2 separate regions of the Homo sapiens genome follow, and region 2 is linked to region 1. A link is a loop called in an ENCODE intact Hi-C map of the cell type or tissue named here. Cell type or tissue: adrenal gland. All regions are shown on one strand. Links, peaks and the distances in the headings refer to the core of each region. The heading gives the core; the rest is flanking DNA.

What was found. A loop is a pair of places that touch in the nucleus more often than their neighbours do. Peaks named below come from ENCODE experiments on the same cell type or tissue, not always from the same donor. Only the 100,000 strongest peaks of a DNase experiment are listed, where the experiment ranks them.
Region 2: a loop joins it to region 1, with 2.3 times the contacts of the local background. A loop is called at or near these places in 2 of 110 quality-filtered maps.

The regions. Positions count from the first base shown.
Region 1 is chr22:46,351,847-46,360,573 of GRCh38, reverse strand. TRMU (tRNA mitochondrial 2-thiouridylase) reads right to left here. Exons shown (of 11, transcript NM_018006.5): 6 at 8,400-8,453; 7 at 8,244-8,310; 8 at 6,707-6,807; 9 at 4,986-5,130; 10 at 4,502-4,584; 11 at 3,234-3,732. The coding sequence ends at 3,568. Among named protein-coding and RNA genes, the nearest start is that of TRMU, 20 kb to the right of the region's middle. In adrenal gland, for the core only: CTCF peaks have their summits at 4,809 and 5,016 (motif pointing left); a DNase peak (open chromatin) is centred at 5,003; H3K27ac peaks cover 1,875 bases.
Region 2 is chr22:46,655,854-46,664,580 of GRCh38, reverse strand. GRAMD4 (GRAM domain containing 4) reads right to left here. Exons shown (of 19, transcript NM_015124.5): 4 at 6,274-6,394; 5 at 3,139-3,200; 6 at 1,409-1,541; 7 at 718-743; 8 at 464-555. Among named protein-coding and RNA genes, the nearest start is that of GRAMD4, 40 kb to the right of the region's middle. RefSeq lists an enhancer at 2,140-2,723. In adrenal gland, for the core only: no CTCF peak of the experiment used is centred there; DNase peaks (open chromatin) are centred at 2,840, 3,230 and 3,610; H3K27ac peaks cover 2,157 bases.

The sequences.
Region 1 (8,727 bases), core at 442-8,441:
CAGTGAATTCTGGGATAATTTGAACGTTTGAGCATCTTGGGGCTGAAATCGTCTTTTCTGTTTGCATTTTCCTGGTTGTGTGCTGAGTAACTGCAAGTTGAATCCTCACTCGTCATGTGGAATGTTAGGTTAGACTCTGGGTTGTTAACACCCTCGTTGTAAGTGTCATTTCATGTGTTTGTTTCAGCAGCAGGCAACCTGGTTTAGGTTCTGACCACTGGTTCTGTCTCTCTTTCCACGAGCAGCAGGTCCACCACCAGGTCAGCCCTTGGCCTTGGCTGTGCTGTTTTGGGTCGTTGCCTGCACTCACAGGTGGGGTGGGCAGGGACGTGTGTCAGCACATGTAGAGAATCTGGGGGTCTGCTTCTCCAGCACTCTCCTTGCTGGAATTTGCCTTGCATTTTCTCACTTCTGGGGTCCCTTTTCTTGGTTTCTCTGTCCAGAAAGATGGGTTTCTCCCAGAGCTCTAGCCACCTGCACTGTCTCACGCTTCCACCCTTAAGGAAACAGGGCTCACCCTTAAGGAAAAGTAGTGACAGCAAAGAGAGAAAAATGGGAACCCCAACCCTCTCTAGTCCACAGTGCCCCCGTTTCCCAGGCCTCTCTGGAGTTGTTGCCCTGGTGCTGGCTGCACAGGACCACAGATTAGGGCCACCCCCGGGTCAAATCTGAGAGAGGAAAAACCACCCATGTGCCTGAGGTCATTTTTCAAGTTGTTGCTTTCTCCTCAGTTCACCTGCTAACGTTTACATCCTAGAATGCTCAGTGGCTAACATGATAGAATATTTCTACCTCAACCCCAAAGCCATGATTAGCAGGAAAATACTAGAAGCATCTGAGAGAGAGAAAGCAGTCCAGGTAGCCCGGAGCAGGCCTGTCCATCAGCCAGGCCAGGATGTCCATGTGAGGACCACGAAGTGCTCCGCAGAGCATCCGCAGCAGACCGTGACGGGTGAGGGCTGAACGAGCCCCTCTGTGATCCTGCCTGAACAGATGACAGCACAAACACCGGCCAAGCCACAGGGCGTCGACTCCCCCGGCCCAGGTGACAGGGGTGACCGCAGCTGCTTCAGTCACAGCTTCAGCCTCGCCTTGGGCTCCTCAGCCTGGAGGCAAGGCTTGTTAAGACCCCCAGGAGGGTCAGGCAGTGGTCCATGTCTGTAATCCCAACAGTGGCTGGCTGAGGCGGGAGTTCCAGACCAGACTGGGCAACACAGCAGGACTCCATCTCTACAGTTTTTAAAACTTAGCACAGTGGATCATGCCTGTAGTCCCAGTGCTTTGGGAGGCTGAGGCAAGATCGCTTGAGGCCAGGAGCTCAAGACCAGCCTAGACAACATAGCAAGACTGTTTCTAAAACAAAATTAAAGTTAGCTGGGTGTGGTGGTGTATGCCTGTTGTCCCAGCTACTTGGGAGGTCAAGGCTGCAGTGAGCTGTGATCACACCACTGCGCTCCAGCCTGGGTAACAGAGCAAGACCCTGTCTCTTGAAAAGAAAAAAAAAGAAACCTCCCCAAGAAGGAAGGGGCTTGGGCCCAGGCAAGGCTCCGGCACAGGGCAACATGGGAGCCAGAGACTGGGGAGAAGGCAGGCTCAGGGTGTTTGAAACCAGCTCAGGGCCTCGGGAAGGAGCCTCCCAGGTGTGAGGTGAGGGGGCATCATCCTAGGACCCATGTATCACTGAGATTATCCGGGAACAACGTAGGGGGAGAGGAGAGCGAGGGCTTTGCTTTCATTTGTATCACAAGCAGGGAGTAGGTGTAGGTGTACAGGCACCCAGCTCTTGGCCTGGAAAATGTTCCCCCATCGTCTTCATGGATAGGTGTGGCAAGGGGCTAAGGCCAGGCCACTGGGGGTACCCTTGCAGGCAGAAGGGGCTACCTAGCTACCTGTGCTCCTGGAGGCCCCCAGGTCTTCAAGAAGTCATCTGAGGGGCACAGCCTCTGGAGTGTGCCAGCCTTGGGTGCTGGGGAGGGTAGGAAAGAGGCCAGAAGAGCAGCCTGGAGACTTGGTCCCCTGGCCAACAGTTTCTGCTGAATCTCTGAGACATCGCACCAAAGCCCTCCAGAGTTGGCCAGTGGCCTTGTAGGGGGCAGGGCAGGCCATTGTGCCTGCTAGAGAGGGGAGCCCTGCCAGTCAGGAAGCTGTCACCATGGAGCCTGGGGGCTCAAGGGGGCAGAGGCAGGTTTGTGTCCCCGCTTCCTCCACTGGCCGATGCACAGGCCCTGAGGCTGGCAGGACGGTGGAGCCCGCTGGAGGTTGGAGCGGGGGCAGCCTTAGCGCTGCTGGCCTGGTGCCCACACCACCTTCTGCCTGGCTGCCCCACCTCCCACCTACTCATGTTTCTGTGACCTGGGAGGGTTCACCTAGGGCAGAGCAGTAGGCACCACAAGGGCTCTCCCACCCTCAGTTCCCAGGCTGGAGGCCCGACCACAGCCATAAATCAGGGAACCCCTGAGCCCAGGGAGGCTCCGTGCTGGGCTGAGCTGGCAGAACAAACGCGGCGCTTTAGCTCGGCCTCCATGCCCAGCTGGGCCGAGGATCCCCAGGGGCCTGTCTGGTCCCACTGGCCAGCGCTCTGCCTGCCTGGTAGAGCTGGGGCTTGCCCCTGGCCAGGGCAGCACTGACCCCACACCCCCCACCTCCCCACCCCAGCCCAGCAAGGGCCACGGCTCCACCTTAGGCCCCGTTTCCTCACCTGGCCTGCGGGGTTCTGGCCCACTCCTCACCCTCAGGACACTCCCTGCTGCGTGGGGGCCTAGGCTAGAAGGAAGGGTGCCCCAGGTCAGGGGACACCCAGTGGGGAGATGGGAGGAGGGGTCAGGATGGACAGTGGGCCCCATGGCAGCCCCCACCCTGACGCACCAGCAAGAACTCAGGGCATCTGGGCAAGGCCCTCTGCGCACCACCTGGCTGCCTCTGGAACCTTCCCACCCAGAGAAGGGGAATGCACCTCTGGTCCCCGCAGGAACCTGTCTTGAGGCACCAACAACACGCTACGAAGGACTCAAGCCCAGCAAGAGGAAGAGAGCCAAGGACACAGGTCAGCATCGCAGGCACCTACTCTGGAGTCCAGGAGCAGGGATACGGGGGCAGAGGATGGAGCAGCTGGGACCTCAGGGAGAGGTACGCAGGTTGCCATGGCTGCGTCTGCAGTCCACCTGCCTTTCCACGCCAGGGAGTCAGTGATGTGGAGCCCCCTGGGCCCCAGTGGAAGCAGCGATCAGACTATGTGTCCTTGAAATAATGTTTATTCCACGCTGTCCCGACAGCCCCCTCTGCAGGTCCCCTCGGTGTACTCTGAGGTGGGAAACCCTCCCTGGGGGCGGTGAAGGGGAACTCGGGCCACCCCACCAGCCAGCAGATGCTCCAGCAGCCAGAGCCCCAGCCTGGAGCTGAGGCTCTTCCTGGGGCTCGCCGGGCCCCTGCAGGCTTTTCGGACCCTCAGCCAGCCCGGCTTCCTCTGCTTTGGGCAGCAGCAAGCTGGCCCTTGGGCACCTGGACTGCTCACCAGCCGCCCAGCCATGGGTCCTGCTCTCCAGGTTCCTTCTAGCAGATCCATCTCTGTCAGAGCAAGGGACTCAGGCCTGGACCATCTTCTGGGCTGTCACTGGGGCTCTCAGTGGCCATCCCAGCTCTGCGCTGGCCCTTCTGGAGCGTGTAGGCAGACGGCCCCAGCCGCAGGATCTTCCCGCTGCCCAGGCACTCGTCCCCCTTGTAGAACACAGCAAACTGTAGGGGAGAGACCCTGGCATCAGGGGTGCCACAGGGAGCCAGCCGAGGGCAGGCAGGGGCAGAGTGCTCCCCTATGGGGCCTGGCCTGTGCTCGGAGCACCAGGCACTGAGCTCCCAGGGGAGCAGGGTTTTGCTGCTGCTGCTGCTGCTGAACAGGAGAGGAGAGGCCTGGGGCACCCAGTGGCTTCACTAGGGAGGGTCTTCAGGGTACCTCTCCCTGAGTGGGACAGTCACAGGGGCCTCTCCTGGGACTCCAAGGGACTGGCAGGTCTCTGCACCCCTTGGGAATGTGGAGCTGTGACAGGAAGGAGCATGGTGGCAGCCAGAGGATGCTTCCGCTTCCCTCACCCCAGGTTCCCTCCCACCACCTGCCCCTGGAGATTCCTCAGGCCTACACCCACCAGGCGCCCACCCTGGGAGCTCCTGCACACTCGGCCCACAGGGGCCCCGACCCTCTGCCTCTTTGAGCACTGTCCTCATGCCCCTTCCATTTTCTGTCCTCGCTTCTGGGGCCCGGGCAGCAGCTGAGCCTCTCAGGGCCCGAGCAGGAACTGGCTGGTTGGTGACACCAGAGTGGAAATCCTCTCACAGTTGTCACTGTGGGAGGAGCCCCCAGGGCAGGGCTGGTGGCACTCTGCCCTCACCAGCTGTGTGACCCGAGCACACCCTACTCCTGGGCCTCAGCCCCTTCCTCTGTAACCCGGGTGCCCTGGCAGGGTGCAGAGCAGTACAGTCCTCCCCGGGCTCACCCCCACACCCCACGCACCTGTCCTGTGGCAAGGGCACGCACAGCCTGCACAGCTGTCACCCACACGGTGCCATCTTGATTGAGGGTCAGCACACAGGGCACTGGGTAGAAGAGAGGGGCCCTTGGAGGGGGCACAGGCCTTTCCTGGTCGACCTCAGGCCCCCAGGGAGAAAGGAGCACCAGCCCACGGGGTCAAAAACCCCTGCTTAGAGGGGAAGGGCAGGGCACCAGCCTGGGCCCTGGACGCAGCAGGACACTGCGGGGCAGTGTACACACTTGCTTCAGCCCAACACGCCGGGGCCTGCCTGCATCTGCTCCCAGCACCCCCAGGCCTCGCTCAGGGCAGGCACAGGACACGGGAGTTCTAAATACTTTAGGTAATCTCCAAATGATCTCCACAACGGGACTTTCCTACCCCAGGGTCTCCCATCCCTGGCCCAAATCTGGCCTCAGGAAGCTCAGCTTCAAGGGGCCCGTCCTCAGGAGCCCTCCCGTCAGTCACCTAGTGCCATCTGGTGGCGGAATCGGAAGTGGCACTCCATCATCTTGTCCCGGACCAGTGCTGCGGGAGGCTCCTCCGCAATCCAGTGCACGCGGCTGGTCCTCAGCAGGTCCCTGTACAGGGCTGGGTGGTCTGTCCGGGGGGCCTGCAGAATGGAATGTGAAGGTGGGGACGCCGAGGGGCACCTGGCCCCAAGGCCGGCCTCAGTGTGGTCCCTGGGAACAACTGTCCTACCAGCACACACACACACAGGTAACGGTGCTGGCACCGCTCGAAGTGTTCTACCCACAGAAATTCATCTCATCACCCGCCGGGCCTTTGAATCCCCATTTTACAGATGAGGAGACTAAGGCCCAGGAAGGAAGTACCATGTCAGAGTGGGCAAGAGGCAGGGGTGAGATCCGAGCCCATGACAGTGAATGCTGCAGGTTCAAGTCTGACTCAGGCCCTCTACCTGCAACCACCTGTGGGGCAGCAGCACGGCCCCCCTCGAGGACTGGTTTTTCTATTCGCAGGGACAGGGGCCAGCCACACCACGGGCTCTTCTCTCAAGGCCACCCCAGGAATTCCTCCACACACCAAATGGCTGAGGAGAAAGGAGGGACTGGTAGCTGCTGGCTTCCCACAGGTGCCCCAGGACTGGCCCTGGTCTGGGGGGCCCCAGATACCCTAGGTTGGTTCTGAGGCCCCTGCTCCCTGTCACCCACCCATGGCCTCGGGCCATTGAGACCTGGCACCTCCTGGGATTGTGCCAAGCCCCGCCCCTGAAGCAGGACGAGGAGCATGAAGTTAAGGGCTTTGGGTTCTAAGCAGGCACCAAGACCCGTCCAGGGACAGGAGGCCGTTGGTTAACCCTTCTGGTCTTCTCACAGCAAACTGAAATCTAGATCATTTAATTCATTCGCAGCCAGGCTTTTCTCCCCACAGGTCTTCCTAGTAAGGAGATGTCCTGGAATCGGTGGGTGGGGCCTGCTGGCCCCCGCCTCCGTCTAAGAGAAGGCGCCCCAGCATTCGTGCCAGAACATGAGCCGGCAGCCAGGGTGCTGAGAGTGGGCCTTCTCAGCTCCACGCGCCAAGGTGGAGGCCGGGTCACTCAGGGAAGAGGCTGTGCTGAACACGGCAAGCAGCATCCCCGGCCTGACCCACAGATGCAGCAGCACCCGCGTCCTTGCTTTTCCACCCAAGCTGTGACAACCAAAAATGCCTCTAGACACTGGCAAGGTCCCCTGAAGGTGGGGTGAGCTTGCCGCCACTGAGCGGCCCTGCTTTGAGGCCAGGGTCACAGTGGTAAGGTCCCCACTGTGGTGGAAGGCTTGGTTTGATCCTGGCTTGGCCATCTGCACCTGCCTGACAACAACTCACTGGATCCTACCATGGTGGGCACCATCCTTGGCACTGAGGCCATGCCCTCTCCACCGGATGAGCCACCCAAGCTCTGGGCGTCGCTGTCCTCTTTCATAAAATTGGAGAAACTGTATCTGTGTATCGGGGTTCAGGGATGATTAAGAGACCAGCATACAACTCAGCCTAATGAATACCTTAAAACTCTCCTGCCACCATGGCCAGTCCCAGGAAAGGCAGGGGACCAAGGACAGGAACAGAGTTAGTCACAGCCTCCAGGAAGCCACGGCTGCTGGAGGCCTTCTCAAGCCCTGGTCTGGAAGCACTGCTGGCCCTGCCAGAACCAGCCCCAGTGCTGTCTCAGAGGCCGGCCCACTCACCACAAACACGTCACCCTTGACGCTGTCCTTCTCCACCACGTACCAGGGCTCTCTCAGGCCACCTATGTTTGCTCTCTGGCCCAAGGTATACAGGAACCAACCTACAGAAAGACAGTTTCTCCATGAGGCTGGGCAACAAGTTACAGCCCACATGTCACGCCTCATCATGAAGGCAGATGCTGGGAGGGCAGCCCAGAGCAGGCCCAGCAATGGTGTAACTCACTAGGAAGATACGATTCTCCAACCACCAAAGCCAGCCCTGACCAAGCACCTGAGCACATCTCATCATTGTCCAGGCCTGGGCTGGACATGGGGTGTGGTGGCCACAAAGAAGGCACCTTGTGCCCCAGAAGGTGCAGGTTCCAGCTGTAGGAGCCCCTGACCCTAGGCCCAGGATGCGGCTGGGTGCCCTGTGTGACGCCAGGGGCCCTTCTTGCTGAGCCCATGACATAGCTGCACGTCTTCACAGTGTCCATCTAATGCAGTAACTGCATCAGGGCTACCCCCAGCTGCTCTGCGCACCCTCACAATGTCACACAGCAGATGGCAAACTCACTGCCTCCCTCCCCTGCAGTGGGGCACACAGGCAGAGAGAACCTCATGGGATTTACCACGTGGCCTGGGCCGGCAGCCTTCTTCAGTGAAGTGAACTGCAGGTGGAAGCCATGAGTCATCCAACTGGCTCCTGCTGGGGCCAGGGCTGGCAGATACATGGGCAATCCTGTCTGGCAGTTCTGTCCCAAGCAAAGCTGTCACCTCCACCTGTCTCAGGAATGCCTAGCCCCGGCTCCGCCTGCCGTCTCCCCTCCACAAGAGGTGGAAGATCTCCAAGTGCAATTCACTGCAAGACGCCCTACACCTGAGCTGCAGCCTGGCTCTCCTGGCCAGTCCCACAGCTCAGGTCTGTGCTGTGTCAAGACCTGCCTGATCATCACGCCGGCAGGCACATCCCCGCCACTGTACTAACCCAACAATGGCTGCACTCTGTCCCCACAGCAGGACTGCACACTGTGACTGACTCGGAGCCTGTCCCCTGACACCAGGCACAGCACAGGCTCACGCAGGCCTCACCGCAGTAAGGGTCTGCACATGAGCGAGCAGCACTCTGGCCAGCGCGGACGCCTGATCCCATCGCTGCATGTGGTCCTTAATCATTCACACCATGCCGGGACGTCCACCTTACTCCCTGAATCAGAGTGGAGTTTTGTGTAGTTTAACATTTTCCTTACACAGGAAGGAAATCATTCTTTTTACAGGGACTTGATACGTAACTCACAGAGTATAGTCCTTCCAAGTCAGAGGCGCGCTTTTCATGAACTCCAGCATCTCAGCTGAGGCCACATCTGGAAGTGCACCCAGCCACCATCAAGGCAACTGTTCCACCCTAGGCCGTGCCCGCCCCCGGCCGCCCCACAGAGCCTTCTACAATTCTCCAGCCAAGTGGAAGGGACGACAGGAACTCTGGTCTAGTCTCCCAGAGCTGAAACGCCACAGCTCTAGGCATTTCAGATGACAAGTGGCAGAGTCTGCACCTCACCTTTATGTGTTCCCAGAACCTTATTGTCTTCTATGGAAATAAAGTGACCAGGTCGAGGCTGCAGATACTGGAAAACAAACATGTCATTACCGACGGAGATCTAGGCCCAGGGCAGACACGCAGCCCCATCTCTTTGTGTCAAAGAGCAGCACGCACCTGAAGAAGGAAATGTTCAAAATTCCTCTTCCCGATGAAACACATGCCCATGCTCTGAAATGAGAAGACGGCAGCCGTGAGAGGAGCAGAAGTGGCGGTGGCCCAAGCTGTACCCAGACGTCCTGAGCGGGCCCTGGGGCCTCCCGGCCTCACCCCACACTTTGCTTCCAGGGTAGGGGCCCGGCTGCCCACCGGCACCCTCGGCCGCCAGTCACAGCCGGCGCACACGATGCCAGAGCCTTAGAGAACGCCTCATTGTCTCGGCCCGCGGGGTCTGACCCTGCGCGGGAGACCCTCACACCAGCTGCCCCGGGGAAGAAAGCAGAAC
Region 2 (8,727 bases), core at 77-8,076, 300 kb before region 1:
GGCCCTGGCAATGTGGGCCCTGGCACCCTCCAATCCCTCAGGACTCATGGCTCACAGGGGCTGGGCTGGGCCCCTCGTGCTGCCATGCCCTTGGAGGTACTCCTGGCCCCAGCACCAGGTACTCTGTGGACCTCAGCAGCGTGGCCACCGCACTGCACGGTGAGTGCCAAGAGGCCTTTCCCAAGGGCACCCTGGGGGACAAGGCTGCACCACATCCCTGTCCAGGGAGCCCTGCAGGCTAGCCCCGGGCCACGCCCAACATCTTTGATCCTTGAAGCCACCCCATGGCTGGGCACTGGCATCAGTGAGCCCACTTTACAGAAGGAGAAATGAGCATGTCCCTGGGGCCTGAGGAAGTGCCACCTGGGGGCCACCTCCCACCCTGGGAAGGTGCCTGATCATGTGGTGAATGCTGGCAGGCACATCCCACCCACCCTGCTCGGCCCCTGGAGGACCCACTCACGGTGAAGGCAATGGCAGACGTGTAGACGGAGTACCAGTCGGATAAGGCAGAGAGGTTCTTCACAAAGTTAGTGACCGGCTTGGCACCGCGCTCTGGGGACAGAGCAGACCACAGTGGTCAGCACTGTGGGTAGGAGGCCGCTTAACCACGTCTCCCTGGAGAGTCGGTTCAGCTCAGAATCCCAGAGTCCCCACCGCCATGGGCCCCACCCACACTGAGCATCGTGGGCGCCACGCAGAGCCGCTGGTACTCACTGAGCCGTCTCATATTTTCAGTTAACCTAAGAGAGAAGGGGAGAGATGGGAGCCCAGGGTTAATGCACCCGCCGGCTCTGCAGTCCCCACTGCCCGGTTCCGTTGGCTCTGCAGGGGCCAGGGAGGACGTCTCAACAGCCTGGGACCCCTTGAGTGCACAGAATGGCCATGCACGGCGGCTCAGCACAGCAGGGTGCGCCGGGATGGCCCTCAGTGCCACTCCCCAAGTTAGGAAGGCAGGGGCGACTCGCCAATGAAATCGTCCCCTCATCTCCTGCCTGTGTCCCCAGAACAGAAGTCCTCAAGGGCAGGGCCTTTGCTGACCTAGCTCCCTCGGGACCCCCAGGGCCTATGGCAGCACCTGGCAGGGGAACCAAGGTTTACTGATGGGACTCAAGAGCCAAGGAAGGCCCCAGGCAGTGGGCTGAGCCCCATGAGTCCCCACACAACTGTCACAAGCCACAGCTGAGAGCAGTGCGCGCATGCAGCTCTGCTGCACCTAAGCGGGCCTCGCAAGCCCCTGCCAGGCACGGCCCCCAGAAGACCAGACACAGCGGAGCCTCCAGGAGCTCTCGGCAGCCTCACAGACAGCTTTGGCCCACGGTGATAAAGGATGGCCCACCCGCTGCAGCCTCAGCCCAGGGACCGGGGCCCCTAACGCACAGGCAGCCCCAGCTCGGCGAACCCCTACCTGCGGGCGCTCAGGGGTTCCTCTGTCTCCACAGTGTTCTCCTCGGGCTGGAACCGGAAGTCCTCCACGTACTCCCCAAACCGCTCGTAGAACCACTTCTGCAGGCGCGAGGACAGCCCCTGGCTCCGGCGCTCTGCAGGGGGCAGGGACCCGGTGAGGGCACGGCAGGGCTGCACTGCCTGTTCTGGGGTCGGCTCCGGGATCTCAGGGCAGGGAGGGGCCTCACTGCAAGGGCGCGGCCAGCAGAGGCACAAGGAATGCTCGGGGGTAGGTCAGGGAAATGAAGGGTCCCTGTACAAGGGACTTTGAAGGGCTCAGTCCTCTGAAGACACCAAGTGCAAACCAACCGGCACACAGCAGAGCTGCCCCAGCCATGACGACCTCAGTGCCGGGTCTCTCTGCTTTTCATCCCTGTCCCCAGCTCTCTGCCCGCCCTGGGCTCTCGTCAGCGGGCAGCCTGTCCATCCAGGCTGCTCGGCCCACCTCAGACGTCTGCATCAAACCCCCTTTCTACCTCCGGGTTGTCAGAAAGCAGATGGAGAGGTCACTGCCCCAGCCCTGCATATCCTGAGCATCAGCCAATGGATGGCGCAGCGGGAGGCTGTGTCCTGGGCTGGGGGTGCCTGGCGAGCGCAGCCAGCCCAGGGTGAGCGCACGGTGTTGTCGTGCTGATGACCAGCAATGTTTACCAAAAGCGAACACCTCTGGAAAGCAGCCTCCACGGCGGGAAACCGGAAGAATCCCTCGGAAGGGGGGCTCAGGGGTGCAAGCCAGTCCCTCCCTTCAGAAGGCCAGTGAGGAGCCGCCTGCAGCGGGTGCTGCCTCGCCAAAGTTTTGGGCCCTGGGACCAGAGGGCCTGTGGTCACCATACCCAGGGGGCTGCAGGCTCAGGGCAGAGGCTCAAGAGCCACAGGCCAAGGGGGCTGAGGTCTGTGTACCCCAAGGCCACCCGGGCAGGGAGGATGGGGCCAGGGCAGGCTCCTGCGGCTTCTTCCCGCCCCCAAGGCAGCCTGGCAGAGTTTTTAAGGGGAGGGTCCAGGTGAGATCGGCACACTCGTCCCAGCCGTAAGTGAACCGGCCCGGCTGTGTTCCCATGGACTTTATTTATGGACTGAAATTTCAGGTTTATATTACGTTCTCATGTCATGAAATGAAACCATTTAAATCTGTGAAGCCAGGCGGGGGCTGGAGTTTGCTGACCCCCAGGTACAGGGAACTATGCCGGCTGCCTGCAGGGCGTGGGGCAAGATAAAGAACAGGCACTCAGGGATGGAGGACGAGGAGAGAGATAAAAGGGCACATGAACCCCCAACTCCCCACTCACAGCCAACCATAGCCCCACTGCCCACTTGGTCCCCTTCGGGGAGGCACCAGGGCAGCGGCAGTGACCAGCGTGGCTCTCACATCACTGTTCCGTGGGGCAAGGCTGAAACAGAGTACGTGTGTATTCCCCAAAGAACACACAATCACGCTTTAGTTGAGTGACTGGAAATTTGTGATGACGACTATGATGACTCACCACTTCGCATCAGAGACACTAACCCAGTTCTGACGGGAGGAGATTCCCGGATGCCAGCAGGTGCCTGGGCACAGAACCAGCACCTGCCGCCTGCCCACCTGCTGGGGGAGGGGGTATCTGCTCCATTGTTAACCTGGGCCTACAGAACCAGCAGGTGACGCGCAGCCACCCACCCGCCCGCCTGCCTGTCCACCCGCCCACCAGGGTGTACCTGCTCCATTGCTGGCCTGGGCCTGCCCTTTTGGGGGCTGCTGAGCCATCTGCTCCTCGGTTCTTAAAAAGCAGGGAGAGAAGAGACAAGAGGTCTGTTAGTTCCAAACTCCATGCCCAGTCAGGCACCCCCGAGGGCTCTCGCGACCGTGTACTGCACAGGAGAGGTCAGGGACAGCAGGGCTCTCTCCAGAGTCTCCACTGCTGAAATGCTGGTTCCGAGCGTATCCAGGCAAGCACAGAGCTGCCTTCCTAACAGGCACACGTTTTGTTTTTAAACAACCAGCATCTTTCACCACTCTTTCCTTTCCTATTCATTTTAGCACACTTGCTTCTTTCAACATCATTAAACTCAGAATACTCTCATATCACCAACCCGTCTGCTAATGAAAAGATACTGATCAACACACATGTGTTTATCAGGCACCAAGCCAGGCCACAGGCTGGGTGCCACCTGTCAGCAGCCTGTACCCAGCTCCCAGCTCAGCCTACTCCAGCGACCTGCCTGGACTGGGCAGGGGCACTAGACGGCCACTAGGGTCTGCTTCCGTCCCACACCCAGCCCCTCCAGCCAAGGCCTGTGAGCAGGTGCAGCACAGAACCGGGCCAAGTGCTGTGTGGTCGCCCCTAACCTTCCTAACTCTTGGGAAGCGGGAGTGGGGAGGGAGGAAGCTGGGGGAGGAGTAAACCCTGAGAAGAGAACAGAGGGCGGAGCACAGGGCACACAGGGCACGGCCAGGTAAGCAGCGGGCAGGAAGCAGACAGTGAGGTTTTCAGGGGACTTTGGATCCACAATGGAGAGAATCTCTGCCTACTGACAAGTAGCCTTAAACCAAGGTGACTTTCTGAGAATTTTCTTAAAAACCAAAATAGAGGTTTGCATAAACAGAACTGCTGTGCTTTAATCCTGCAGCTTCAGAGTGTGTGGTATGTGTGTGTGCAGTGTGTGCGCACATGTGTCTGCATGTTTGTGTGTGCCCTCACACACCTACCCACCCTGGACAGACCACAGCCACCCAGACCCACCCCAGATCTGCACCAGGACGACAAGGAAAGAGGAGGTCACTCTGCCTGGGACTGCTCTTCCTTCACCCCTCCTCCTTCAGGCTTCCAGAAGGTTCCTAAGCGCCGCCCCCATGTAAAGCAGGGGAGAGCCCTTAATGCTCCCAGGACCTTCAGCTTCCACTTCCTGGGTCACAGCCTGGATGTTCCTTCACTGCCCATTCCCCACCCATTCCCAAGGCAGAGACTGTGCGAGATGGGGCTCCCTGCGTTCTTACAGCTGACCCGGGCTGGGCACACCTGCCACCAAGGGGCTTTGGTAAAAGATGAGGACCAGATCCTGGAGTGGGGCTGGCGGGAGTGAGAGGATGGGAAACAGAACACAGGGAGCAGGGCCACGGGGACAGCCTCAGGCCACCTTAGCCACCGGGGGAGAAGCAGCGTCCCGTGGCGGGGATGGCACTGTGGCCAAATGCCTGGGGACCGCACCTGTCCCTGGGATCTCCCAGCGTGGCAGGTCAGGTCTCTGTTGCAACTCTACATAATTAAATGTAATTTAAGCTTTGAGCTTCTGTGGATTTTCCCAGAAGGTTCAGCATCAGGTAAAGCGCCTGCCGAGGCCCATGCACCCATTTCTGGTCTGGGAGGTTCTGCCAGGGCGGAATAGGAAAGTGAGGCCTCTCCCTCCCCCACACCAGCTGGATGCCCCCACATGAGCCCCCACATGAGCCCCCCAGGGCACTCCACAAGGTCATGCTGACCTGCAGGAGGCGGGCAAGGAAGAAGTGGGAGTCAGCCCAGCGGATCCCCCGTCTTCCCACACACTAAACCTGAGGGTGCTGAAGGGAGCCGCTTCCTCAGGGCCAGCTAAGCAGCGACACTTGGAGTCCTGACAATGACACACGGCCCCCGGAGCGCTCATAGCAGGCAGTGCTCAGCTGGGGTGTCCCAGAGATGCCGTGTGCCTCCCTAACTGGTGACAGCCATCCATGCAGGTCATGGGGGCCACAGACAAAGGTGTGGCCAATGGTGGTGGGAGGCTGAGGTGGGAGACCTGGAGGGAGGCTAAGTGGAGGCTGGAGGGAGGCTGAGTGGAACCTGAGTGGGGAGGCTGAGGGAGTGGAGTCTGAGGACGGAGGCTGAAGATGATGCTGGGGGGAGGCTGGGCAGAAACTGAGGGTGGAGACTGAGGGGGGAGGCTGAGGGAGTGGAGGCTGAGAGGGAGGCCGAAGCAGGAGGCTGCTGGAGTGGAGGCTGAGAGGGAGGCCGAAGCAGGAGGTTGCTGGAGTGGAGGCTGAGCGGGAGGCCTGGGAGCCAGAGGTGAGTGGCCTGAGCTCCCTGGCCTCATGTACCAGGCACCAGTTTGAACTTGTGCAGAGGGACACGGAGCCTCGTGGTGTTAGCGAGACAGGAGGGCACTGGCTTTGTAACTTGCGCTGGGGTCCTGAATGACCTGCTTCCTGCTGGCGGCACTGTGAGGCGCAGGGCAGGGTGAGGGAGGAGACTGTGAGCACTCAGGGTCCCACATGGGACCCACAAACAAGAGCAAAGATGTCAGGTGCAGACATGCCTCTCTAGGAGCCAGGGCGGCACTGGCGCCCAGGACATGATACTGCTAGGATGGGGGCAGGGGGGCGGGGGCCACAGCGTGGCTGGGGCAGACAGGGGGCATGGGAACACGCACAGGCAGCACTGGGAAGGCAGGTCCTGGGAAGATCCTAAGAGGCCGGGCTGGCCCCCGGGGTGGGGCACTGGGTGGATGTACAGAATGGGGTCACCAGCAGGCCGGGATCAGAGCCATGAGGTGGCTCTGGGGCTCTGCAGGCCCCATGCCAAGCCTCTCTTCAGTTGGCCTGGCCCCAGGCCTGGGGGCTGGCAGGAGCACCTGTGCACCCTTTTCCAGACCGCCAGAGGCACAGGAAGATGACACATTCCCAAGACCACAGCTCATGCAGGCACAGGCAGGACCTATACCTGGGCAGTCAGAGCCGGGCCCACCCTCACACTCAGGCCTCTCCAGGGCCAAGAATGATGCTGCCAAGACGCTATGGGTGCAGCAGAGGACGGCGGGGCGGGTGGGGTGGGGGGTTGGGGCAGCCGCACACAGGCCAGGGCCCCGAGGAAGGCGCGGTACCTGGCCTTCAGCACCTCCTGCACCTTCTGCTCCAGCTCCATCCGCCGCTGCCGCTCGCGGTCCAGCTCCTGCCGCAGCATCTCCGCGTTGGTTTCTTCTCGCAGCTTCCGGAGCTCCTCCTCTATGGGGGAGAGAACGGCCAGGTGACCATCGCTCATGTCCACGCGACCCCGACTCTGGGATGCTGGGGCAGGGGTGCCTGACTCAGAAACAGCAGAGGGGTCTCTGCTCCGTAAGCGGACCTGAGCACCTGACCTTCCTCCAGGGTGCGGGGCGCTCACAGCAGGACATGAACTGGTCCCCATCCAGCCCTTCCTCCTGGGCAGGAGCTAGTAACGGGGCTCCTCTTACATGACTGGGGCAAGAGGTGGGTGAAGCAAGGGTGTGAATTTCCTCACTATGCTTCATAACAGTGCAACACAGAACACAAAAGCCATTTCACCAAGCACCGCCACGCTGAGGACACCTGCGGAAAGGACGCTGACCACACCTGGCCAGCCCACCACACCCACCCAGCGCCTCCATGTGCTGGGTGAGGTTCTGGGACGCGTCGGCAGCAGAGCAAAGGCCCTGGGCCAGCGGGGACAGCCCACAGCTCAAGCTGGCCAGGGGGCCTGAGAAGAGCACGGGGCAGGCTGGACACAGGGCTGCTCTGGGAAAGCCTCGGGAGAAGGTGAGTTCTGAGTCAAGGCCTGGAGGGAACACAGCGAGGCCACAGACCCTGGGAAAGAGCATCCAGGCAGAGGGAGGAGGCAGGGTCAGAGGTCAGAGGTCGGAGAGACTGGAAGACTGAGGATGGAAGGGGCCAGGAGCCAGGGAGTGCAGGCAGCCTCTGGCAGTCAGGACACTTCTACCACTTAAAGACAGGAGAGACGGGGACCCGGCCTCTCTCCCGCTTCCTCTGCCCCATCCCTGCCTCTTCCTCCTAAAACCAACACCGCTGGGTCACCTAAGGGCAAGCCTGAGGCCCTTGCTTCTCCCCCACTGCCCTCCCAGGGCCTGGCACAGGCTCCACGCATGAAGAACAAGAGCAACAGACCGATGAGAGCAGAGAGCTGGCACCTGTGAACGCCCACAGGTCCTCGGTCCTTCTCAGAGGCCTGGGCCACTGACAAGACCCTGCCCAGGCGCTCCCCACCCCAGCCCATCCACCCTCCTCTGTGTGGTGTCCCCTGCCCAGCCCAACCCTGTCTCCTTGACAGGCTCAGGCAGGTGGCCCCAGGGCCAAGGTCACGGTTAAGTTCAGGTGGAACAATGCTGGTTTACGGGGCAGCAGTGGCTTGCAGAACCCAGCTGAGGGTCACCTAAGTGCTGTCTCTCCCCAGAAGGCTGCCTGGCTGTGGCCTATGGTGGCTGAGGGCTGGCTGTGGCCCATGGTGGCTGAGGGCTGGCTGTGGCCTATGGTGGCTGAGGGTCCAGATCAGTCAGCCTCGACTTCAACTGCACAGACCACACTGACCATGGGGCGGACACGCTGAGACCTTATAAAATGGCAATGGCAGCAGGAGAAGAGCGTTTGCTGGAGTCCCAGGAGATATTCCTGAGACAAAGGAACGTGGCTGATGAATTCACCCAGGTTCTTGGGCAGGGCCAGCAGCCAGACCCCACCAGCGTGAGGCAGGAACCCTTGGGGGTCTGGCCAGCAGCCCAAGGCTGAAGGCAGGCTTCTAAGCCTGGAAGTTTCTTTCTGGGTAGGGTGGGAGTGACCCCAGTAGCTTCCTTTCCTGTCCTGGACACCTCACCACATGACTTGGGGCCACAGGGCCATACCTAAGACTCCAAAACTGGGGCCAAGGGCAGTATGACAGCCTCAGGCCCCAGTCCCAGCCAATGTCCAGGAGTAGCCGTACAGAAACAGCAGGGGGCCGTGCCCAGGCAGGGAGCAGCCGCGGGTGGACTAGGGTCAGTAAACCCAGAAGCCAAAGGTCAGCACACCTTCCTGCCCGGCAGCCACAGGCTCACGGTACCCAAAAGGGAAGAGACAGGCACCTGCATCTCACCAGCCCCACTCCCACTGGGGGTGCTGGATGCTGTTACTCGCTGTTACTAACCAGAGAGAAAATATTCGAATTTACCAAGGGCCAGGATCCACTTGCCCAGTGTGGGTGCTGGAGCTCTGCCCTGCTCCCCGGCCCGCTGGGATCGGCCCTTCTCCAAGCATGGTTTCAGTGTCCTTCAGCATCCTGGACTCCCGAGAGCCCCCCAGGGCAGCTGAGCTGGCCTGGAGAAGACCCTCCCCGTGGAGGCTGGGGTGGGGGGCACTGGGCCTGTCCCTGCGGGCTGCCCAGTCTCATCAGGCTGGTTCCCTCCAGAGCTCCCCCTCCCCGCCCCGCCTCCGTTCTGGGGAGAAGCGTCTGGCCCTGGCACGGCTACTTTTCTCCGCGGACGGAGGTCCCCGACCCGCTGACATGGCCAGGCAGAGCGTTAGCTGAAGCCGGTGCCTCCCCAGGGCTC